Regions from separate parts of the Homo sapiens genome. Here region 2 is linked to region 1. Evidence: chromatin loops called from intact Hi-C (ENCODE). Cell type or tissue: A673. All regions are shown on one strand. Each heading gives the region's core, and the rest is flanking DNA. Links, peaks and the distances in the headings are about the cores only. Region 1 overlaps FNBP4 (formin binding protein 4). Region 2 overlaps NUP160 (nucleoporin 160).

What was found. Hi-C counts contacts between places; a loop is a spot of excess contacts. Peaks named below come from ENCODE experiments on the same cell type or tissue, not always from the same donor. Only the 100,000 strongest peaks of a DNase experiment are listed, where the experiment ranks them.
Region 2: it touches region 1 in a loop (2.4-fold over the local background); 21 of 110 quality-filtered maps call a loop at or near these places.

What each region holds. Positions count from the first base shown.
Region 1 is chr11:47,728,049-47,740,522 of GRCh38, reverse strand. It overlaps FNBP4 (formin binding protein 4), which reads left to right. Exons shown (of 17, transcript NM_015308.5): 9 at 3,783-3,907; 10 at 6,394-6,498; 11 at 7,853-7,986; 12 at 8,962-9,149. Among named protein-coding and RNA genes, the nearest start is that of AGBL2, 19 kb to the right of the region's middle. In A673, for the core only: no CTCF peak of the experiment used is centred there; no DNase peak of the experiment used is centred there; H3K27ac peaks cover 523 bases.
Region 2 is chr11:47,795,316-47,807,789 of GRCh38, reverse strand. It overlaps NUP160 (nucleoporin 160), which reads left to right. Exons shown (of 36, transcript NM_015231.3): 19 at 650-720; 20 at 1,478-1,637; 21 at 3,172-3,241; 22 at 4,254-4,352; 23 at 5,860-5,979; 24 at 9,327-9,422; 25 at 9,528-9,622; 26 at 9,716-9,812; 27 at 9,906-10,011. It also overlaps the pseudogene RNA5SP340. Among named protein-coding and RNA genes, the nearest start is that of FNBP4, 34 kb to the right of the region's middle. In A673, for the core only: no CTCF peak of the experiment used is centred there; no DNase peak of the experiment used is centred there; H3K27ac peaks cover 542 bases.

The DNA of each region.
Region 1 (12,474 bases), core at 3,869-11,868:
TAGAGGTCATATCTGGTGTGGCTGTGATGGCAGAGAAACCTGGGAAGACTCAATATTAACATGTTAATATTTTGATATTTTAATAAGCCATGTTATATTTACTTTTTTTTTGAGACGGGGTCTCACTCTGTCACCCAGGCTGGACTGCAGTGTCACGATCGTGGCTCACTGCAACTTCCACCTCCCGGGTACAAGCAGTTCTATCTCAGCCTCCCGAGTAGCTGGGATTACAGGCGCACGCCACCTTGCGCAGCTAATTTTTGTATTTTTAGTACAGACAGGGTTTTATCATGTTGGCCAGGCTAATCTCGAACTCCCGACCTCAGGTGATCCGCCCGTCTCTGCCTCCCAAAGTGCTTGGATTACAGGCGTGAGACACTGCGCCTGACCAATTTACTTGAATTTTTGTTTCTTTTAAGAGAGAGGATGTTGGCCTGGCTCACGCCTATAATCCAAGCACTTTGGGAGACCGAGACAGACGGATCACCCGAGATTGAGAGTTCGAGACCAGCCTGACCAACGTGGAGAAACCCTGTCTCTACTAAACAAACAAACAAACAAACAAAAATACATAAAACTAGCCGGGCGTGGTGGCGCATGCCTGTAATCCCAGCTACTCGGGAGGCTGAGGCAGGAGAATCGCTTGAACCTGGGAGATGGAGGTTGTGGTGAGCCAACATCGCACCATTGCACTCCAGGCTGGGCAACAAGAGCAAAACTCCCATCTCAAAAGAAAAAGGAGACAGATTTTACTCTGTCATCCAGGCCGAATATAGTTGACATAATCATAATGCAGCTTTGAATTCATGGGCTCAATTGATGCTCCTGCCTCGCTCCCCCAAAGTGCTGGAATTATAGGCTTGTGCCACCTCACTGAGCTAATTTTATTCTTTATATTATATGCATTTGTTAACCTGTTTCACAATAAATAATACTGTGGTAACATCCTGATGAATATATTTTATGTACATTCTAGTTTCACAGCAGTAAAGATTCCTAGTGGTATATTGCCAGGTCAAAGGGGTGTGTGCATTCTAATTTAATAGAGCCTGTGTACTTGCCCTCCAAAACATTCTAGTCTTTAACTCTAGCCATCCTTAAAATTGTTAAATTCTTGGACCTGCCACCAGATAGAAGACTTTTAATATATAATGGCATTAAAAATTAATAAATGGGATTAGTGGGAAGATTTTGTTTCAGACAATTTGATAATAAAGAGGGAATATTAACGATCAGGTAAAAGGAGAGCCAGGCTATTATATTATAAGGTTAAGGACTTAATAAAAAGTTTTAGGCCGGATGCAATAGCTCAGCTTTAATCCCAGCATTCTGGGAGGCTGAGGCATGGGGATTACTTGAGTTCAGGAGTTCGAGACCAAACTGGGCAACATAGTGAGACTTTGTCTCTACTAAAAAACAAAAAATGAGGCTGGAGGAGGTCAAGACTGCAATAAGCTGTGATCATACCACTATACTCCCACCTGGGCAACAGAGTAAGACCGTGCCTCAAAAAAAAAAAGCCAGGCGCCGTGCCTCACATCTGTAATCCCAGCGGTTTGGGAGGCTGAGGTGGACAAATCACTTGAGGCCAGGAGTTTGAAACCAGCCAGGCCAACATGGCAAAACCCTGTCTCTACTAAAAAAAAAAAAAAAAAAAAAAAAAAAAAAAAAAAAATTACCTGGGCATGGTGGCAAACACCTGAAGCCCCAGCTACTTGGAAGGCTGAGGCAGGAGAATTGCTTGAACCCAGGAGGTTGAGATTGCAATGAGCCGAGATAGCTCCACTGTTCTCCAGCCTGGGCGACAAAGATTCCATCTCAAAAAAAAAAGTTTAAAATATTAAAAGCTATTTAAAGTTACATTTTTACTTTTAATCCTGAAGATGAAGGATTACCCAAAGTCACGGTTTTCACATTTGAGGTATTTTTGGCTTTTTAAAAAATTATGATGATTTTTTAGACGGAGTTTTGCTCTTGTTGCCCAGACTGGACTGCAATGGTGCAATCTCGGCTCACTGCAACCTCCACCTCCCAGGTTCAAGCGATTCTCCTGCCTCGGCCCCCTGAGTAGCTGGGATTACAGGCGCCCAGCACCACACCCAGCTAATTTTTTGTATTTTTAGTAGAGGCAGGGTTTCACCGTGTTGGCCAGGCTGGTCTTGAACTGACCTCAGGTGATCCACCTTCCTCGGCCTCCCAAAGTGCTGGGATTACAGGCGTGAGGCACCATGCCCGGCCATTTTTGGCTTTTTAACTGGCAGTCATTCAGACTGTGTGAATTAGTTTGAGTATGCAGGTGTTGGAAAGCAAAGATAAAAGAGTTCATATTGTGTGCTCCGTTTTAAGTTGGTAGACCTCTTCTCTTTTGGAGATTCCCATTACCAATAGCACCAACTAAGTAGGTGGATTCAATATAGATGTCTGTAGGTCTTCACCAGTTCAGGAAGGAAGTTACCAGATGGTTTGAAAATAATGATGCATGCCGGGCGTGGTGGCTAACGCCTGTAATGCCAGCACTTTGAGAGGCCTAGCCGGGCGGATCACCAGTCAGGAGTTCGAGACTAGCCTGATTAACATGGTGAAACCCCATCTCTACTAAAAATACAAAAGTAGCCAGGCTTGGTGGCACATGCCTGTAATCCCAGTTACTTGGGAGGCTGAGGTAGGAGAATCACTTGAACCTGGGAGGTAAAGGTTGCAATGAGCTAAGATCACGCCACTGTACTCCAGCCTGGGCAACAAGAGCGAAACTCCATCTCAGAAAAAAAAAAAATTATGATGCAGCCTGGGTGCAGTGGCTTACACCTATAATCCCAGCACATTGGGAGGCTGAGGCAGGCAGATTGCGTGAGTCCAGGAGTTTGAGACCAGCCTGGGCAACATGGTGAAACCCCATCTCTACTAAAAATACAAAAACTAGCTGAACACGGTGGCACCTGCCTGTAGTCCCAGCTACTTGGGAGGCTGAGGTGGGAGGATCCGTTGAGCCTAGGAGGTTGAGGCTGCAGTGAGCCGAGATCATGCCACTGCACTCCAGCCTGGGCGACAGAATGAGACCCTGTCTCTAAAAAATAATAATGCTAATAATGTTGCTCTTTTGAGCACCTTCCCCTGCAACTTGTTAAAGAATTCTTACATACTCAGGTTTGCTGTCTAGCTATTATAAGTAATTGAAGCAGTGGTATTCTGGAAGAGAAGATTAGAAAAGATGTTAAGGAGAAGGGGAAAGCAGAAACTTAAGGGTAATTTGATAGGCTAAAGTAAATTTTACTTATAGATGTATTTTAAGAAAGTTGATTATAAAGGATTTTTATTTTATTTATTTATTTTTTGAGATGGAGTCTCACTCTGTCACCCAGGCTGGAGTACAGTGGCGCAATCTCGGCTCACTGCAACCTCCGCCTCTCGGGTTCAAGCATATCTCCTGCCTCAGTTGGGACTACAGGCACATGCCACCATGCGTGGCTAATTTTTTGTATTTTTAGTAGAGACGGTTCTACTGTGTTAGCCAAGATGGTCTCGATCTCCTGACCTCGTGATCTTTTCACCTCCAAATGCCAAAGTGGTGGGATTACAGGCATGAGCCACTGTGCCCGGCCCTGAATTGTTTTTGGGTTATATAGACAGTAGGCTGACATGTTTGAAGAGTTTTAACAAGTAAGTAAAACAGGCAAGAGAGAAAGAACTAATAATCTTTTGCAGATATCTGCTATGGGGGAAAAGGTATATAGTGTTCTATAAGTATTGGTACTTTGGTTTAATTTTACATGTTTTTTTTACAGCAATTGGTGCTGAAAATTCAGAAAAAATAGATGAGAATTCAGATAAAGAGATGGAAGTAGAAGAATCTCCAGAGAAAATAAAAGTACAGACAACACCAAAAGTAGAAGAAGAACAGGATTTGAAAGTATGTATATTACTTAATGCAACTTGACAAATTTTTATTATTATTATCATTATTTTGAGACGGAGTCTTGCTCTGTCACCCAGGCTGGAGTGCAGTGGCACGATCTCAGCTCACTGCAACCTCTGCCTGCCTCCTGGGTTCAAGCCATTCTCCTGCTTCAGCCTCCCCAGTAGCTGGGATTACAGGCACGCACCTCAACTCCCAGCTAATTTTTGTATTTTTAGTAGAAACGGGGTTTCACCATGTTGGCCAGGCCGGTCTCGAACTCCTGGCGTTCATGATTCCCCCACCTTGGCCTCCCAAAGTGCTGGGATTACAGGCGTCAGCCACTGCGCCCGGCCCGCCAAATTTTTTTTTTTTTTCTTTTTTTTTCCCAAGAGAGAGTGTTGCTCTGCCATCCAGGCTGGAGTGCCGTGGCCCGATCTTGGCTCACTGCAACCTCTGCCTCCCACGTTCAAGCACTTCTCCTGCCTCAGCCTCCCAAGTAGCTGAGATTACAGGCACCCACCACTACGCCTGGCAAGTGTTTTTTTTTTGTGAGTCGGAGTCTCGCTCTGTTTCCCAGGCTGGAGTGCAGTGGCATGATCTCGGCTCACTGCAAGCTCCGCCTCCTGGGTTCACACCATTCTCCTGCCTCAGCCTCCCGAGTAGCTGGGACTACAGGTGCCCGCCACCACGCCTGGCTAATTTTTTTATTTTTAGTAGAGATGGGGTTTCACCGTGTTAACCAGGATGGTCTCGATCTCCTGACCTCGTGATACACCTGCCTCGGCCTCCCAAAGTGCTGGGATTACAGGCATGAGCCACCGCACCGGGCCCCATTTTTTTTTAATGCCATTTATTAAACTGCTTTCTGTTAACAAGTAGTAAAAATAATCTTTACTGTTTCCAAACCTAAATTGTTTACTTGGTTAGGTGAAAAGATCATATTTAAGTCTGAAATAATTAAGGCTGACTTGATACTGAGAAATTATCTAAAATTCTAACTGCTCAATTGCTTTCTTCAAATTAAGCCTCTTGTTTGAGAAGCAGTAGCTTATAGGCTTCTCTAGTTTGGGAGAAAAGTCACAGATTTAATTCCTGTGTGAAATACTTGTCTTTACACAAAGGCAAATTTAGTTTGAATTGCATTTCTAACCTAATCTCATGGGAGAGTTAGACCAAATAAGTATTAGCTATTTAAGGGTGGTCTGTTGGAAAAACCACTTAACATATTCTTTTGACTTGAAAGAGTATCCAGTTACTAGTTAGGGAACAACCAAGTAGAAGGGACTGGAATAATTAATTTTGTTTCAGGCTTCAGCAGGTGGCTAATATAAGCAATTAATGGATAAATGGCAATTTGACAATATTGGTATTTATATCATTCAGGATCTATTTTTTCCAGCTTTGTTGAGCTGTAGTTGACTATACATATATCTTGCATGTACTATGTCATAATTTGTTATATGTATATATTATGATATGATTATCACAAACCAGGTAAAGTAACTTACATATCACGTTACCTTGGAGAGTTGTCTTGTGTTTGTATGTGGGGATGATACATCAGATCTATACTCTTAACAAATTTCAGGTATTGTTAACTGTAGTCACCATGCTGTGCTTTAGATTTCCTTTTTTTTTGGGGGGGGGGGTGTTGGGGTGATGGAGTCTTGCTCTGTCACCAGGCTGGATTGCAGTGGCACAATCTTGGCTCACTGCAACCTCCACCTCCCAGGTTCAAGCAATTCTTCTGCCTCAGCCTCCCGAGTAGCTGGGACTACAGGTGTGCACCACCATCCTCACCTAATTTTTGTATTTTTAGTAGAGGTGGGGTTTCACGATGTTGGCGAGGATGGTCTCTATCTATTGACCTTGTGATCCACCTGCCTCAGCCTCCCAAAGTGCTGGGATTACAGGTGTGAGCCACCACACCCAGCCCCAAAATTTATTTTATAACTGAAAGTTTGTATTCTTTGACCAACATCTCCCCATATTCCCCTGTCTCCAGCCCCTAGCAACCACCATTCTAATTCTACTCTTTGAGTTTAGCTTTTCAATATTGGGATCCATTTGCAACTATTGAATTCCATGTTGTATTAGAATGCATTATGATGGGCTGGGCACAGTGGCTCACATCTGTAATCTCAGCACTTTGGGAGACTAAGGCAGGAGGCTGACTTGAGACCAGGAGTTCAGGAGCATCCTGGGCAATAGCAAGACCTTTGTCTGAAACAAAATAATTGTTTTGAATAATTTTTAAAATGCATTGTGATTATGTAGATATGCATTTGATTCCTGTCATTATTTGTCACTTTGTTATGTGTATTATGTTACTATAAATTAGAATTTTATATTCTGGATAACTAAATACAGCTGTTTGGGGAAGGCTGTTTATAGGCAGACCCATATTTCTAATATCTATAAGAATAAATGAAGGATTGTACATAATACAGAAAATGTTACGGATTCTAGTTTTACTTTTTTTCTTTTTTGCATTGTAGTTTCAGATTGGAGAACTGGCAAATACCCTGACAAGTAAATTCGAGTTTCTAGGCATTAATAGACAATCCATCTCCAACTTTCATGTGCTGCTCTTACAGACTGAGGTAAGTCTTTTTTTTTTTTTTTTTGGCATAAACAGTTAAGTGTTTGAATGAAATGCTGTATGTGTTAACGATTCTGTCTTGCTTACATTTTAAGCCTAAATTTAAATTTTTAACCTTGAAGAATATTTGAGCCGACAATCCAGGAAATAAAACTGTGTTAACCAAAGCACAGTAAATAGACTTTTTTCTCACAAATTAAAATTATATTATCATGGTCAGATGAGGCCATGTAATGTTGAAGGTACTTTGTAAGTGTTAAAGCATTATAAGTCTGTTTAAAGAGAAAAGTTGAGTCCTATTTGTAACCTGCATACTTTACAAAATGGCAGGGCAGGATTAGGTAAGGAGCTCCTGTAGGAAGCTGACTGATTTTCTTAAGAACTGAACCCTTGGCCAGGCACGGTGGCTCACACCTGTAATCCCAGCACTTTGGGAGGCCGGGGCAGGTAGATCACCAAGGTCAGGAGTTCGAGACCAGCCTGACCAACATGGTGAAACTCCATCTCTACTAAAAATACAAAATTAGCCGGGCGTGGTGGCACATGCCTGTAATCCCAGCTACTCGGGAAGCTGAGGCAGGAGAATCGCTTGAACCCAGGAGGTGAAGGTTGCGAGCAGAGATTGCTCCACTGTACTCTAGCCTGGGCAACAGAGCCAGAGTCCGAGTCCGTCTCTAAAAAAAAAAAAGAACTGAATCCTTAACTGTGATTACTAACAGTACTGGAATAAGTGAACTATCTCCCAAAAAAAGTAAAACTACTGGGGAAACCAATCTTAATAAGTCCAAAAGGGAAGACAAAACTACTACTACTCATTTTCACACATATTGGAGAGTTGGTAGTGTTAAAATATACTGGAGCCCAATTTCATTTTTCAGAACTCTGCTGCGTACTTGGGATGTTTTTTGAGACGGAGTTTCACTCTTGTCGCCCAGGCTGGAGTGCAATGGCATGATCTCGGCTCACCACAACCTCCGCCTCCCGGGTTCAGTTGATTCTCCTGCCTCAGCCTCTCGAGTAGCTGGGATTACAGGCGCCTGCCACCAAGCCCAGCTAATTTTTGTATTTTTAGTACAGACAGGGTCTCACCTTGTTGGCCAGGCTGGTCTTGAACTCCTGACCTCAGGTGATCCACCCGCCTCAGCCTCCCAAAGTGCTGGGATTACAGGCGTGAGCCACCATGCCCGGCCTTAAGATTATTTTATGAGATGAAGATGGGGTTTATTTTCCTCTCTGGTCTACTGTCCTGCCAGAGCACAGGGATATAGTCTTGGAGCAGAAGGTTTATATCCCCTTTGCCTGTGTCTCCTGACATGTAATAATAAGTCTTTAACTTATTTGTCTGTTTATTCTAGACTCGAATTGCAGACTGGCGGGAAGGGGCTCTTAATGGAAACTACCTTAAACGAAAACTTCAGGATGCAGCAGAACAACTAAAACAGTATGAAATAAACGCCACTCCTAAAGGCTGGTCCTGCCACTGGGACAGGTACGCACTCTTCTCCCCTTTTCACCTTTCACCTTTGACATCTCAGACATGATTTGTGATCACCACCATCTGACGACATGACAGCCTGTCTGGAGACTGAGAGCAGCTGCAGTTAGCGGTGCTGGGCAGGCAAAGCACCGCAAGCACAAAGTTTGGCCAGCCACACATTGGAGAAACAAAAGCAATGTTTAAAGTGTTCCATGTAACGGATTTTTTCCCAAGATATGGACAAAGCTGGTTTTTACTCTCCAGAGTGTTGCACGGAGTAGGGCGGGCTTGGGGGTTAAGCGCATGCGAGAGCTCTGTGCGCTTTACAGGACCTCTGGAAGCAACTACTCCTGATTAACCTCGGTGAAGTTAAGGAAAACTTCGTGGCTGAAGATGTGAATGAAGAACAAGATTACTATCCTCTGCCAGCAGGTCAGATGAAAACATTTCTTTATATATTTGGCTTTTCTTGATTTTTTTTTCGTTATTTGAAATCTTTGCTCTTTTATTTTTCAGCTCCCAGATCCTCTCCCTCTCTTTAGCTTTCACTGTGTTTGATATCAAGAATATGAAATGTGAATTCCACGGTCCAAGAGGGGAAGAGTCACCTTTCACAAACTTCGTTGTTCTCTTCTTTGGAAGGGAAATTAGTGTTCTAGGCGATTGAGTCCCTTCATTAATGAAACTTGAAACCCTGTTATGCATTGGCAAATCACAAAAAAAGAGAAAAGTGTTTTCTAAGTCTCATCTGTTGGAGTGAGAGGGTTCAGGGCTGTATTCACAGAGTTGCTGGCAGTGCAAATAGCTTTGAATTATCCTTGGTTCTCCATTCTCAATTGTCAAAGCTCTTTGTTGCCTTTGTGAATAGCAGTCCATTAAGAGGTTCGTCCCTGTGAAAGCAGACTGCTGTCCTGGGACAGGACCAAATGGAAGTGTCTTTGTAGGAGAACGGGTTTTAAAACATGTGTTTTCTTTCTTGTAATTTAGGGATCATAGACGGTATTTCTATGTAAACGAACAGTCGGGCGAGTCTCAGTGGGAGTTTCCAGATGGTGAAGAGGAAGAAGAAGAAAGCCAAGCACAAGAAAATAGAGATGAGACTCTTGCCAAACAGACCTTGAAAGACAAAACTGGCACTGATTCAAATTCAACAGAATCCTCTGAAACTTCCACAGGTGAGACAATTTACCTTGTACTAATTCAGCCAAAATGACTTTAGAGGAAAAATCTTATTAATTTACATTATTAAAAGATTTTATGTCATAATAATATAAGCTTCTGATTGAGAATAGTGGTGTGAACTAAAACAAGGAATGCATGAGTTATTATGGTTGGAAATCAGCATACTATTGTTATCACGTGTAAAACTGTGCCCCAAAGTGAAAAGATAGGCTAACAGATTTTGATTTTAAAAAATTGTTTTATAACCATTCTATCATGCCACTGACTAAGCTGTGGGTCTCCAAAAATAGGAATGCTTGTGCTGAGGAACTAGATAGTTGAACTGTCAATATATGTGGCATGCTGAGATTTGTTATACATTTCTATACAACACTTAGTCTGTTCATATTGCAACCTCATTTCTCACCTCCACTAATCTTACAAAAAGCGTGGTTGGTACAAATCAAAATGATATGAAGAAATGCCATTAGTACTTGTTTCAGAGAAGCAAAATAATTGATCATGAAAAATCACCAGCAATCTTCTGGTCTAAAACAATTGGCAATAGGATGTCTCATTCCATTTTTAAGGTACTCTTGGAAGAATTTAGTTTAGTTACATACATTTTTTAAAAGATAGGCTTTCATGCTCCTCAGTTCCTTTAGTTTTTAAAAAGTTTCCAATGTGTAAAGAAACTTCCACCTGTTAATCTTAAGAATTGGTAGCTATTTGTTAAACTGATGGCATATGAAGGCAAGAGTCTATGAGTCGTTTCTAAAGTAATAGATCTTTGAAAATTTTAAAAAGTGAAATTTGTCAATAACAGAGTTAAGAGCTGAATTCTTTTGTCTAAAACTTATCGAAATTGATGCTTGTACTCTACTGGCTCCCTGATGATAGTAGAAAAGCACTAGTAATGTACCAAATGAAACTGGTTGTGTACCAGATGATTTTGTTAACTTCTTAAATAGCCTAGAAATCGTCAGCAGGTCACATACAACTGCAGTGATAATTTCAGAACATAGCAAAAGGCTGATTTTATTCTACTTCACATTTTAGAAGTGCATTTTCTCAAGTTACAGGGCATTTCACTTCCCTTTTACATGAAGAGATTTTCTTTTGAATATTTTTCCTCTCTTTTGGTAGCAGTGATAGACATGACTAATAATATATTGGTTCTTTTTGTTTGCTTTTTAGCAGTTAATGAACTGAAGAGGCTTGATCGTAGTTCTGGATAGGTGGCTCCACTCCTGACCACTGTCAACATCCCTTATATGTTCCAAAGTTGAAAATTCCACTGTTACCAATTCTGAATGTTCTGTGAACACTTTAGATGAGTATTAAGCTGTTTTCTCCCTTTATGACACACATAGTTGATACTGTCTGGTAAAAGGAGGCTCTTGAGCCATTCCTATTTAATTAAAACAGAACTAGTTGTAGTGTAGGAAAAAGCCACTGATAAAACAGGTTATATTCTTAAGCCTCTCTTTATTGAGAACCCCTAGAATTGCAGGATAAACTTGATCGAAGTAAAATCCAAATCTTAAACTAAGTTCTGTGAGATTTAAGAGCAATAATCAACAGTTCTAAGCCTAATAAAGAGAGCTCTTAATCAGCTCAGTGGTGGTTAAAACCAGCTATCTTTTAAAGAAGAGAAAAAACAAAACACAGCAATGCCCTGTCTCTTCAGAAAATTGTTTTAAAAAGTTAGCCAGGCATAGTTAGTGGCCCACGCCTGTAGTCCGAGCTGTTTGGGAGGTTGAGGTGGGAAGATTGGTTGAGCCCAAGATTTTGAGGCTGCAGTAAGCCATAATTGTACCACTGCACTCCAGCCTGAGCGACAGAGAACAAGACCCTGTCTCAAAAATAAAGTGGGGGAAGGGGTGCAAAATTACACTGTGAGAAGCCAAGAAGTTTCAAAGTTCTATTTATTTTTCTAAGTCATTTTTAATCATTATTTGTTGTTTCAGTGTTTGAATTTAACATTATGTTTTTAAAGATGGAGTGGATTCTAAAGATGAGTTGGGTTCAAGATATCCAACATATCTTTTATATTGGGCTTATGTCACTTAGGTGAAGTTGAGCTCCTTTTTCTTTTTAATCTCCATGGAACAATTTGTATAATTTCTTGATTTAAATTGCTAAACTGAGCTCTTCATTCAAAATACTAAACAATAATTTCTCTTTGGGGGGAAAATTAAGGAAGGCTTTCTATACATAGAAATAAAGATGCCTAGGCCGGGTGCAGTGGCTCATGCCTGTAATCCCAATACTTTGGGGGGCTGAGGCGGGTGGATCACCTGAGGTCAAGAGTTCAAGACCAGCCTGGGCAACATGGTGAAACCCTGCCTCTACTAAAAGTACAAAAATTAGCTGGGCGTGGTGGCAGCTGCCTGTAATCCCAGCTACTCGGAGGCTGAGGCACGAGAATCACTTGAACCTGGGAGGCGAAGGTTGCAGTGAACCAAGATCATGCCATTGCACTCCAGCCTGGGCGACAGAGCAAAACTCTTTATCTAAAAAAAAAAAAAAAAAAAAAGACGCCTACAGAAGCAAGGTTCTTAGGTGCAGTGACTCATGCCTGTAATTCCAGCACTTTGGGAGTTTGAGGCAAGAGGATCACTTGAGCTCAGGAATTCAAAACCAGCCTGGGCAATATGGCAAGACCCCATCTTTGCAGAATATTAGCCTAGCTTGGTAGCACGAGTATGTGGTCCTAGCTACTTGGAAGGCTGAGGTGGGAAGGATCACTTGAGCCTGGTAGGTTGAAGCTGCAGTGAGCTATATTCACACCATTGCACTCTAGCTTGAACAACAAAGTGAGATCCTGTCTCAAAAAGAAAAAGGAAAAATTACAGCTCACGGCTGTAATCCCAGCACTTTGGGAGGCCAAGGCGCGCAGATCACTTGAGGTCAGGAGTTTGAGACCAGCCAACATGGTATCACCCTGTCTCTACTAAAAATACAAAAATTAGCCAGGTGTCGTGGCGGGTGCCTGTAATCCCAGCTACTCGGGAGGCTGAGGCAGGAGAATCGCTTGAACCCAGGAGGCAGAGATTACAGTGAACCAAGATGACACCTCTGCACTCCAGCCTGGGCAACAGGCTTAAAGACTCCGTCTTAAAAAAAAATTAAGAATTTGTATTCTCATAACATATTCAGTTTTAAGCTTGTAGCTTTTAAATCTTTGAGCACGTAATAAAAGCTGCGTAGGCCAAGTGTGGTGGCTCATGCTTGTAATCCCAGCACTTTGGGAGGCTGAGGCAGGAGGATCACCTGAGGTCGGGAGTTCAAGAGCAGCTTACCCAATATGTAGAAACCCCGCCTCTACTAAAAATA
Region 2 (12,474 bases), core at 2,183-10,182, 69 kb before region 1:
AAAATACGATGAAACCAGAAGGAAAGACCATACACAAAATGTTACGCTTGTTACTTTAGGTAGGCTGAGCTTCTTTATAGCCAAATCCAAGAATTACAAGATTCACTTTTTTTTTTTTCTTGGAGATGGAGTTTCGCTCTTGTTGCCCATGCTGGAGTGCAATGGTGCGATCTCGGCTCACTGCAACCTCCACCTCCCTGATTCAAACAATATTGCTGCCTCAGCTTCCAGAGTAGCTGAGTTTAGAGGCGCCTGCCATCACACCTGGCTAATTTTTGGTATTTTTAGTAGAGGTGGCGTTTCACCATGTTGGCCAGGCTGGTCTTGAACTCCTGACCTCAGGTGATCCACCCGCCTCAGCCTCCCATAGTGCTGGGATTACAGGCATGAGCCACCACACCCCGCCGAGATTCACATTTTCAATAAGATAAACCATCCTGTTTGCTCTGGCTCCTCATTGAAGGGTCACGAAGTGATATTATGGGCAACAATCTATATTATAATGATTTCCAATTTTTTTTGTGCTTTCAGTGGAGCTTTTATGTGCAATTTATTAATTAAATTGACAGTGTTCTTCGTAGAAGAGCTTGTAGAAGTAATGTTTAGCATAGGAGAATTTACTAAGCTGTCTTTTCCCCTTTTCTCACAGGGAGTCTAATCTCCAACACTTATCAGTACTGGAATTAACAGACTCTGGTGCTTTAATGGCAAATAGGTTTGGTAAGGAGTGGACTATGTACACATTTCATTTTAAACTGGGGATTTATTGCATATTCATTAAAGTGGTCTTTTGCCACCTTTGCCATAGAAAGGTTGGCTAGGCTCTTTGCTTTCAGAAGGCATGAGTAAGCTGTGGCCTGAGATCTCCGTTTGTGGCATGGGGTCTGTGAAACTGTAGTACCAGATCAGGCATATGTTAAGGATATGGTATATATATGTGTGTGTGTGTGTGTGTGTGTGTGTGTGTGTGTGTGTGTGTGTGTGTGTGTGTGTGTGTGTATAGCTGCTTTCCCATTCTGTTTTGATGCTCCAGTGATTAACAAAATCATTTAAAAATTTATTCGTTCATGGTAACTTTTGTAATCTTAGTCAACAGATATTTAAAAGTATCCCTCATGTTTGAAAACCATTATTCTGGAGAATTTATTTTGTATTGTTCTGGTATAAAAGTTGAAATCCTGGGGCTAATTGTATTTATCATGAAGAATTTCTAGGGAAGGCACTTAAGTCTTGTGAGATCAGTGAAAAGAAATGACTATAACTTTGATGTGAATGGTGTTTTTATTGCATTTTTATAGTGCCTCACAATTTACAGACTACTTTTATTTATATTGCCACTGGATATATACCCGTGATACATTTTCTGTTTTGAAGTGCTAAATTGTTTGTTACAAGCATAAAATGAATTGATAGACTATTTTAATTGAAAATTGATAATTACCACTACACAAAACTGTCATAACTTTTTCTTTTTAAGTATCTAGTCCTCAGACTATTGTGGAGTTATTCTTCCAAGAAGTTGCAAGAAAACACATTATATCTCACCTCTTCTCTCAGCCAAAGGCACCTCTGAGCCAAACTGGATTGAATTGGCCTGAAATGATTACTGCAATTACCAGTTATTTATTGCAGCTTTTGTATCCTTTTATTTAGAAGCCAGTGAAAAGCTCTCTTCTGGCCGGGCATGTTGGCTCACACCTGTAATCCCAGCACTTTGGGAGGTGGAGGCAGGTTTATCACTTATGGCCAGAAGTTCGAGACCAGCCTGGCCAACATGGTGAAACCCCACCTCTACTAAAAATACAAAAATTAGTCAGGCGTGGTGGCCTGCACCTGTAATCCCAGCTACTCGGAAGGCTGAGACTTGCTTGAACTTGGGAGGTGGAGGTTGCAGTGAGCCAAGCTCGCGCCACCACACTCCAGCCTAGGCGGCAGAGCAAGACTCCTTCTCAAAAAAAAAAGCAGCTCTCTTCTATCTAAATAGTCTAAGGTTCTTATTCTGCCTATGTAATGAAATACCTAGGTCTGTTTTAAGACATTATTCGGCCAGGCGCAGTGGCTCACGCCTGTAATCCCAGTACTTTGGGAGGCAGAAGCGGGCAGATCACGAGGTCAGGAGATCGAGACCATCCTGGACAACACGGTGAAACCCTGTCTCTACTAAAAATACAAAAAAAAATTAGCCAGGCATGGTGGCAGGCGCCTGTAGTCCCAGCTACTTGGAAGCTGAGGCAGGAGAATGGCATGAACCCAGGAGGCGGAGCTTGCAGTGAGCCGAGATTGCGCCACTGCACTCCAGTCTGGGCAACAGAGTGAGACTCCGTCTCAAAAAAAAAAAAAAAGACATTATTCATTTGGCTGGGTGCTGCAATGGCTCATGCCTATAATCCCAGCACTTTGGGAGGCCAAGGCGGGCAGATCACTTGAGGCCAGCAGTTCAAGACCAGCCTGACCAACATGGTGAAACCTCGCCTCTACAAAAAAATACTAAAATTAGCTGGGCTTGGTGGCATGCGTCTGTAGTCCCAGCTACTCAGGAGGCTGAGGGAGGAGAATCACTTGAACCTTGGAGGCAGAGGTTGCAGTGAGCTGAGATCATGCCCCTGCACTCCAGCCCTGGCGACAGAGTGAGACTCTGTCTCAAAAAAAAAAAAGACATTCATTCAACAAATATTTATTGAATGACTCTATATGCCAGGTACCATGTTATGTGCTGGATGTCCACTGGCACCAATACTGTGTTCTGCGGTACACCAGCTGGAATTGAAAATGAACACCCAGGAATGAAATACAGGCTTTTAAAAATTTATTTATTTTTAGAGACAGGACTCTTATGTGTTGCCCAGGCTGGTCTTGATTTCCTGGGCTCAAGCAGTCCTCCCACCTTACCCTTCCAAAGTACAGGGATTGCAGGAGTGAGCCACCGTGCCTGGTGAAATAGATGCTTTATTCCATAGTTATCTGAGTTCTAAGCACTATAACAAGTCTCCTGGTATAAAAGTAACTGTTTAACTGTATTCTAGTGATGATGAAAGAACATGTGGTTGGCCAACTTCTCTGCCTTGTTTATGTAAATTAAGCTATTTTATGGACTTTTCTGAATTTGATGCCCAATGTATATGTTTAAGATTTGCCAACAAAAATTAAGAAATATCCTTAACCAATGACTAGATGGCCTAGCAATCCTGGTTGTCTCTTTCTAGAATGTTTGATGGGAAATTGCCAATATGTACAATTGCAGGTGAGTTCCTTTGAACATTTCATGTCTACACATTCTTGTAAAGCATGGGATTGCTGAATTTTTTTCTTTGTAAATGTTAACTGCATTTTAAAGAACCACAATAATTTAAACTTGATTATGTGAAGACATACCCCAAAGAGATTGTTCTCTATTTCTATACCATCCTGAACTTGCTTGATTTTGTCTGATCTACGAAGCTAAATAGGGTTGGGCATGGTTAGTACTTGGCTGAGAGAATACCTGGTTCTAAAGGCTTTTAAAGAAAGTAATAAAATAAATTTTTAAAGAGAGAGATTTTTCTCTACTTCTCTCTGGACAGTATAATTCCTAACGTGATTTTTTCTAGAGTATCTTTTTTTTTTTTTCCTGAAACGGAGTCTCACTCTGTTGCCCAGGCTGGAGTGCAGTGGCATGATCTTGGCTCACTGCAGCCTCCACCTCCTGGGTTCAAGCAATTCTCCTGTCTCAGCCTCCCGAGTAGCTGGGATTACAGGCACGTGCCACCGCGCCCAGCTAATTTTTGTATTTTTAGTAGTGACTGGGTTTCACTATGTTGGCGAGGCTGGTCTCGAACTCCTGACCTCAGGTGATCCACCCGTCTCCCCAGAGTGCTGGGATTACAGGCATGAGCCACCGTGCCTGGCCTCTAGAGTGTCTTTTTAAGAATTTGTCTCTGCTAGGTTTTCTTCATAGTAATTCAAATGTACTATTGTTTTCATATAAATCCTTTACTGGAATCTAGTCATTGAACCAATAAATACCAAAAATTGGAAAATTGCTGAGATGTAAAGTATGTGTATGTGTGTTACTGGACTCCTGTTTGTGTAAGGAAAGGGGGAATGGATGAAGAAGGAAGGCAACAGGGGTAGGTTTTAATATCAGAATTATGTCAGGAAATAAAACATTTGTTCAAACACTGTCTTTTCATCCTCTGTGACGAATAACTTGGGAATGAGTATCTCCTTAAGTAACATTTATTTTCTAATCAGAAAGCACCTTTTATGCCTTTAAGGATTATATTCAACTGCTACATCCCTGGTGTCAAGTCAATGTTGGTTCCTGTCGATTTATGCTGGGAAGGTGTTACCTAGTTACAGGAGAAGGACAGAAGGTAAACTACATTTGAATGGCAAATAAACTTTATAAACTTTAACGCAAGGAAGTTGCTTAGCTTCCATTTGACTAGGTTTTAGGGGATGGGAGACATAGAATCCTCTACATAAAGTTAAAGAAGACTGTACTAATGCCAGTCAAAGGCATTATATACATGTAAGGACTACTTTCTTGTATTCTGCAATTTAGATAGGACTCAGGAACATAAGAAAATATTAGAACTCTCCTGCCCCTGTGTGTTTTTAGAGATTCCTTTTATTATTATTATTATTATTATTATTATTATTATTATTTTGTAAAATCAGGGTCTCACTATGTTGCACAGGCTGGACTCAAGCGATCCTCCCACCTTGGCCTCCCCCAGTGCTGGGATTACAGGCATAAGCCACCGCGTTTGGCCAGGATACATTTTTATAAATCAAACTTATTTACTTATTTTATTATTTCTTTTAGACAGGGTCTTGCTCTGTCACCCAGACTGGAGTGCAGTGGTGTAATCAACAGCTCACTGCTGCCTCAACCTCCTGGGCTCAAGTGATTCTCCTACCTCAGCCTCTCAAGTAGCTGAGGTACTTGGAGGCTACAGGCGTGAGCCACCATTCCTGGCTAATTTTTTAATTTTTTGTAGAGATGGGGTTTTCCCATGTTGCCCAGGCTGGTCACGAACTCCTGGGCTCAAGTGATCTGCCCACCTCAGCCTCCCAAAGTGTTGGGACTACAGGCATGAGCCACTGCACACAGCCCAAATTTACTTATTAATTACATTTTTTTTATTGTTTTATGCTGCTTTTTTCTCGTTATGTAGTTTAAAGTTTTAATTTTTTCCCTGATGTTCTATTACATAAATTTTCAAACAGACAGGAAAGTTTAAAGACTTTTTACAGTGAACAGTATATACCTATCACTCAAATTCTACAATTGTTAACATATTGCTACAGTTGCCTTATTATGTATGTATGTGTCAATCATCTTATTAAGGTTTACTTTCTTTTTTTTTTGGAGACAGTCTTGCTCTGTCACCCAGGCTGGAAGGCTAGACTGCAGTGGCATGATCTTAGCTCACTGCAACCTCCGCCCACCAGGTTCAGGCGATTCTGCTGCCTCAGCCTCCTGAGTAGCTGGGATTACAGGTGCACGCCACCACGCCCGGCTAATTTTTGTGTTTTTAGTAGATATGGAGTTTCACCGTGTTGGTCAGGCTGGTCTCAAACTCCTCACCTCGTGATCCACCCGCCTCAGCCTCCCGAAGTGCTGGGATTACAGGCGTGAGCCACCCCACCCGGCCAATGTTTACTTTTTAATTGGTAGCACTTAAGTGTGAGATACATTTTTAAAAATATGAATGCATCACATAGAATTCATATGTGTCAGAAACTATACATAGAGTAGACCATGTTAAGTAATCTTGTTTCTTTTTTGGCTTTCCCTTACATGTGAACCCCTGATTCATAGCACCTAGAATTTGAATGATCTGTTACAAGTCATTTTATATTTTATTTCTCCAGGCTCTGGAATGTTTTTGTCAGGCAGCATCTGAAGTAGGCAAAGAGGAATTCTTGGATCGCTTGATTCGCTCAGAGGATGGGGAGATCGTGTCTACCCCCAGGCTGCAGTATTATGACAAGGTACATCATGTCTTGGTTTGGCCTTATACCACCCTGTGTAAAAACACATCTGAAATACATTGCTTTGCTATTTTTGGAGAAAAATACTATAAAAATTCAGTTGCTCCCTGAACTTCCAAATTTAAAAAAAATGAATTTGCCTAGAGAAATTAAAGAAACATGGCCGGGCACGGTGGCTCATGACTGTAATCCCAGCACTTTGGGAGGCCAAAGCAGGCAGATCACCTGAGGTCAGGAGTTTGAGACCAGCCTGGCCAACATGCCAAAACCCTGCCTCTACTAAAAATACAAAAATTAGCCTGGCGTGGTGGCGGGTGCCTGTAATCCCACCTACTTGGGAGGCTGAGGCAGGAGAATCACTTGAACTTTGAGGTGGAGGTTGTAGTGAGCCAAGATCGTGCCACTGCACTCTAGCCTGGGTGACAGAGCGAGACTCCGTCTCCAAAAAAAAACAAAAAGAAATTAAAGAAACATATTTTAAGTTAAAATTTTTTCCCAGGATCTATAATTAGGGTTAAATGGTGAAATGTAATAAATACTTTTAACTGAAATGAAATTTTCGTCATGGTATTTTATTAGCCCAGTTGCCATTAGAATTTTATTATTTAATTTGCACTTTACTAGTCTTGCTGATATTTCTGGGAATTGACTAGTAATGCTGTATTTAGCCTTAGTTTATAATTTGGACTTGAGGGTCCTCTTGACCTGTTTCCTGCCCCTCTTTCCTCTGGTCACTCCATTGTAACAATGGTGACCTTCTTACTGTCTCATTCAAGTCAAGCGCATGCTCTATTCTCTTAGGGCCTTTCTGCCTGCTGTTCTGTCAGCCTGAAATGCCCTTCCTCACACCCTCATTCCATTCAGGTCTCTGCTTATCTGTCACCTCCTCAGATAGTGCCCTCTGCCTGGCCTGTGCAGAAAAGCTTTTTTATTCATCCTGTTGTGCACACTTCCAGATTGTATAACATTTCACCATACTTGATTTTATATTTTAGACTAGAATTTATCTGGATTTCCCACCAGAAAGTAAATGCCACAGAAGCAGTCTTCACTGTTTTGTTAATTGCTTATTAGATAAATGAATTTACACTGAAGTAGATTTGTAGCTCTTAATAACCCTTGGCCGGACGCGATGGCTCACACCTGTAATCCCAGCACTTTGGGAGGCTGAGGTGGGCGGATCACGAGGTCAGTAGTTCGAGACCAGCCTGACCAACATGGTGAAACCCATCTCTACTAAAAGTACAAAAATTAGCCGGGCGTGGTGGTGTGCGCCTGTAATCCCAGCTACTTAGGAGCCTGAGACAGGAGAATCACTTGAACCCAGGAGGCGGCGGAGGTTGCAGTGAGCTGAGATCGTGCCACTGCACTCCAGCCTGGATGACAAAACAAGACTCCACCTCAAAAAAAAAAAAGAAAAAAACCCTCTACTTTCCTACTAATGACAATTCTTTTGAATTCCAGTACAGCCTGGGTGACAGAATGAGACCCTGTCTCAAAATTAAAAAAAAGTATTATGTGCTTTATATAATCGTATATACTATACTTTTTTTTTTTTCCTTTTTTTTTTGAGACGGAGTCTGTTGCCCAGTGCAGTAGTGCGATCTGGGCTCACTGCAACCTCCGTCTACCAGGTTGAAGCGATTCTCCTGCCTCTGTGTCCCAGGTAGCTGGGATTACAGGTGTGCACCACCACACCCCACTAATTTTTGTATTTTTGGTAGGGACAGGGTTTCACCATGTTGGCCAGGCTGGTCTCGAACTCCTGGCCTCTAGTGATCCACCTGCCTCGGCCTCCCAAAGTGCTGGGATTATAGGCATGAGCCACAGTGCCTGGCCATGCTGTACTTTTTATATGACTGGCAGCACAGTAGGTTTGTTTACACCAGCATCACCACAAACACGTGAGCGATACATGCGGTGGCTATGATGTCACTAGAAGATAAGAATTTTCCAGGTCCATTATAGTGGGTGCAGTGGCTCACGCCTGTAATCCCAACACTTTGAGAGGCTAAGGCAGGAGGATCACTGGAGCCTAGGAGTTTGAGATTAGCCCAGACAACATAGGAAGACCCCATCTCTACAAAAAATTAAAAAATTACCTGGGCATGGTGGTGCATGCCTGTGGTCCCAGCTGCTCAGGTGGCTGAGATGGGATGTTCACTTGAGCCCAGGAGGTCAAGGCTACACTGAGCTATGATCATGCCACTGCACTCCAGCCTGGGCAACAGAGCAGGACCCTGTCTCAAAAAATTAATAAAAATAATTTTAAAACTTTTTATTTTATCTTCATCCTTTATAAATGCGTATTTTGGATGTATCATACATATGTATTAGAGAATTGCACGTATATGAGATAGGGAAATGTGCATGGTTAGGGTAGCGGGCAGACGTTGACAGGGTGGACAATCAAAAATGTTTGTCAGGCCGGGCACAGTGGCTCACGCCTGTAACCTTAGCACTTTGGGAAGCTGAGGCAGGCAGATCACCTGAGGTCAGGGGATCAAAACCACTCTGACCACCATGGTGAAACCCCATCTCTACTAAAAACACAAAAATTAGCTGAACGTGGTGGGGCATGCCTGTAATCCCAGCTACACAGGAGGCTGAGGCAGGAGAATCACTTGAACCCAGGAGGTAGGGGTTGCAGTGAGCCGAGATCACACCATTGTGCTCCAGTCTGATTGACAGAGACCCTGTCTCAAAAAAAAAAAGGATTATGTCAGTCATTTAGTAAATTATCTTTAGGGTTTTTATAAAACTATGGTGTTTATTTACTATTCTTTACATTCATCTGTGACTTGAACAGTTAGTAGTGAAATCGTATTTATTCTTTCATTCAACAAGCTTGCTTTTTTTTTTTTTTTTTAATAATAGAGATGGGGTCTCGCCGTGTTGGTCAGAATGACAGGTGTGAGCCACCAGACCCAGCCTCAACAAGTATTTACGGAGAGACTACTGTATACTAGGCACTGAGGATAGAGACAGGGTCGTGCTATACCACCCAGGCTGAAATGCAGTGGCAGGATTAAAGTTCACTGCAACCTTGAACTCCTGGGTTCAAGCAGTCTTTCCACCTCAGCCTCCCAAGTCGCTACAACTACAGGCGCATGCCACCACACGCAGCTAATTTTTAAAAAAATTTTTTTGTAGAGATGGGGGTCTTGCCATATTGCCCAGGCTGGCCTTGAGCAATCCTGCTGCTTCAGCCTCCCAGAGTACTGGGATTGGAGGTGTGAGCCACCATGCCGGCCTACTTAACCTTTCTCAATAATTTTAAACCATAATTGAGTTTGAAGTACATTACAATATTAATTTTAATGGAAATTTCTTCTATTTCTCGTTAGGTTTTACGACTACTAGATGTCATTGGTTTGCCTGAACTGGTTATTCAGTTGGCTACATCAGCCATAACTGAAGCAGGTGATGACTGGAAAAGTCAGGTAAGAATTGGCTGCAATTTGGTTGTTTTCTTTAAGGTTTGTTGTGGGTGTGGTATGTTCATTTCTATTGCTCTTTTTGATATTTGATCTACATTTGATATTTAGGCTACTCTAAGGACATGTATTTTCAAACATCATTTGGATTTGGGTCACAATAGCCAAGCATATGAAGCCTTAACCCAAATTCCTGATTCCAGCAGGTAATTTCATGGCCTTTTTTAGAGAAGACAATTTACCAACTCTGTTTAACCTACTAAGATAGTTTGCCCTCATATTCCTTTCTTTCCTTCTAGGCAATTAGATTGTTTACGGCAGTTGGTGGTAGTTCTTTGTGAACGCTCACAGCTACAGGATCTTGTAGAGTTTCCCTATGTGAATCTGCATAATGAGGTAATTTTACTTATCCAGTGATGGCTTTCAACAAGTATGGTGGTTGCCATGATTGCTACTGACTTAGTTATCTGATTGCTTCCCCTTCCCTAGGTTGTGGGAATAATTGAGTCACGTGCTAGAGCTGTGGACCTTATGACTCACAATTACTATGAACTTCTGTATGCCTTTCACATCTATCGCCACAATTACCGCAAGGGTGAGCAATGTAACCAGACAGTATCTTGCAGACAGCCTTATTAGTTTAATCATGTTTTACCAAAATATTGTGTGTTGGACTTAGGTAATTTTTAATATGTGTTTAAGTACAAGATTAGCTTAAACCTTGTGAAGATTACCTTGAAGATAGGCCCTTGCTTCCATTCTAGAACTTTCTCAAGGCGTTGCCACTAAAATGGCATTCTGTGTGCATCTTCTGTACAATTATAAAGGAAATTAGCACTGGGCGCAGTGGCTTACACCTGTAATCCTAGCACTTTGGGAGGCCAAGGCAGGTGGATCACCTGAGGTCAGGAGTTCGAGACCAGCCTGGCCAACATGGCGAAACCCCTTCTCTACTAAAAATACAAAAATTAGCCATATGTGGTGGTGGGCACCTGTAATCCCAGCTACTCAGGAGGCTGAGGCAGGAGAATTGCTTGAACAGGGTGGGGCGGGGGGCGGAGGTTACAGTGAGCCAAGATCACGCCACTTCACTCCATCCTGGGCGAAAAGCAAAACTCCGTCTCATAAATAAATAAAGGAAATTAGCTTTTTCACTAGAGACAGCATGAATTTTTGAGACTGGGTTTGAGTTCCTGTGCTATTTCACCATTAGCCTTCTCCCTTTCCACATTTCAGTTCTTAGAGCAAAATTCTGACTGCTTAAATGTGCTTAGGTTATGAGTATAATAGATGATATTCCGCATTAGCTGTGGTTAGATTGTCCCACATCCCCTCAATTAAATGCAAAGTCCTTAAAGAGGGGACTAAAATTTACATTTAGGGTTGGGCGCGGTGGCCCACGCCTGTAATCCCAGTACTTGAGGAGGCTGAGGCAGGTGGATCGCTTAATGTCAGGAGTTCGAGACCAGCCTGGCCGACATGGTGAAATCCCCTCTCTACTGAAAATACAAAAAATAGCCGGGCATGGTGGCGGATGCCTGTAATCTCAGCTACTCTTGAACCCAGAAGGTGGAGGTTGCAGTGAGCCAAAATCATGTCACTGCACTCCAGCCTAGGTGACAGAGCGAGACCCTGTCTCAAAAAAAATTACATTTAGAAGTTATCAAATGATATCCTGGTGAATTCTTTTTTCTTCATTCAACTTTTTAATGTAAAATTTGTCAAGTCTACAGAAAAGTTAAAACATTAACGCAGTGAATATCACCCTATATACCTTTCATCCAAATTCCCCAACTGTTAATATTTTACATCATTTTCTTATCTCCTCTTCCCTCCTTTCCTTTCTTCCCCCTTCCTTCCTCTCTCTCTCAATATCTATTTATTTATTTACTTACTTGTTTGTTTTTGCTGGTCCTTCTGGGAGGAAGTTAAAGACATCATGATTTTTTTAATGTCATCAGTTATTTAATTAGGTTCTTCTTAAGACATTTAGAACAGCAATTTGTAAGGATAAATTCCATTTGTCAGGGCAAACACAGATCACAGGTAGCCCTGGAGCTAAGGAATAGCTTTGATTTTTGGTAAAATTTGTGAGTCCACAGCTTTCTGATTGATCCTACTGTGCTCTGTAATCTCGTATTTCTCTTTTTCTGTGTGGAAGATCTCACCTTCCTGGTGTCTGGGCTTCCGCAGCTGCTCCTTTTTTTTTTTTTTTTTTTTTAGATGAAGTCTCACTCCGTTGCCCAGGGTAGAGTGCAGTGGCACCGTGTCTGCTCACTGCAACCTCCACCTCCCAGGTTCAAATTATTCTCCTGCCCCAGCCTCCCGAGTAGCTGGGATTACAGGTGCCTACCACCACGCCCGGTTAATTTTTTTATATTTTTAGTAGAGACGGGGTTTCACCATGTTGGTCAGGCTGGTCTTGAACTCCTGACCTCAGGTGATCCACCCACCTCCATTTCCCAAAGTGCTGGAATTACAGCCGTGAGCCACTGCGCCTGGCCAATAATGTTTTTTATAGCGCATCCCTCACATACTGCCCTCACCCTGGATCTAGAATACACACTGCATTTAGTTGTGCGATGTCTTTAGGCTCCTTTAATCTGGAGCCTCACTTTGCCTTTGATGACATTGATATTTTTGAAGCATGTAGGTCAGTCATTTTTGTAGAATGTATCTTAATTTGGACTTACATTATCAATGAATTATTTATCAGAACAGCTAAAATGAACGGAATGTGAGCGGAATGTGAGATTGTTTTAAGATTATATTTTACAATATAATCACTGTGGAATGTCTAACATTTTTGTACCATTTTTACTTAGAATTTTCTTTGGTTTCTTGCTGATTTTCATTGGAAAAAAGTAGATGGGGTTTATTCATAGGCAGGTTCTTAACATTCCTAATAGTAAAACATATTTGCATATTCTTTATTTTCTTGAATCATATAGGAAGGGAAATAAAAATTATTAAAGATCTCTCAGTATCTGCTTTCACAATAACATTATATCAACCTGCTTAGTACCAGTTTAGCAAGATTAATGTTCAGGTTTTTCTA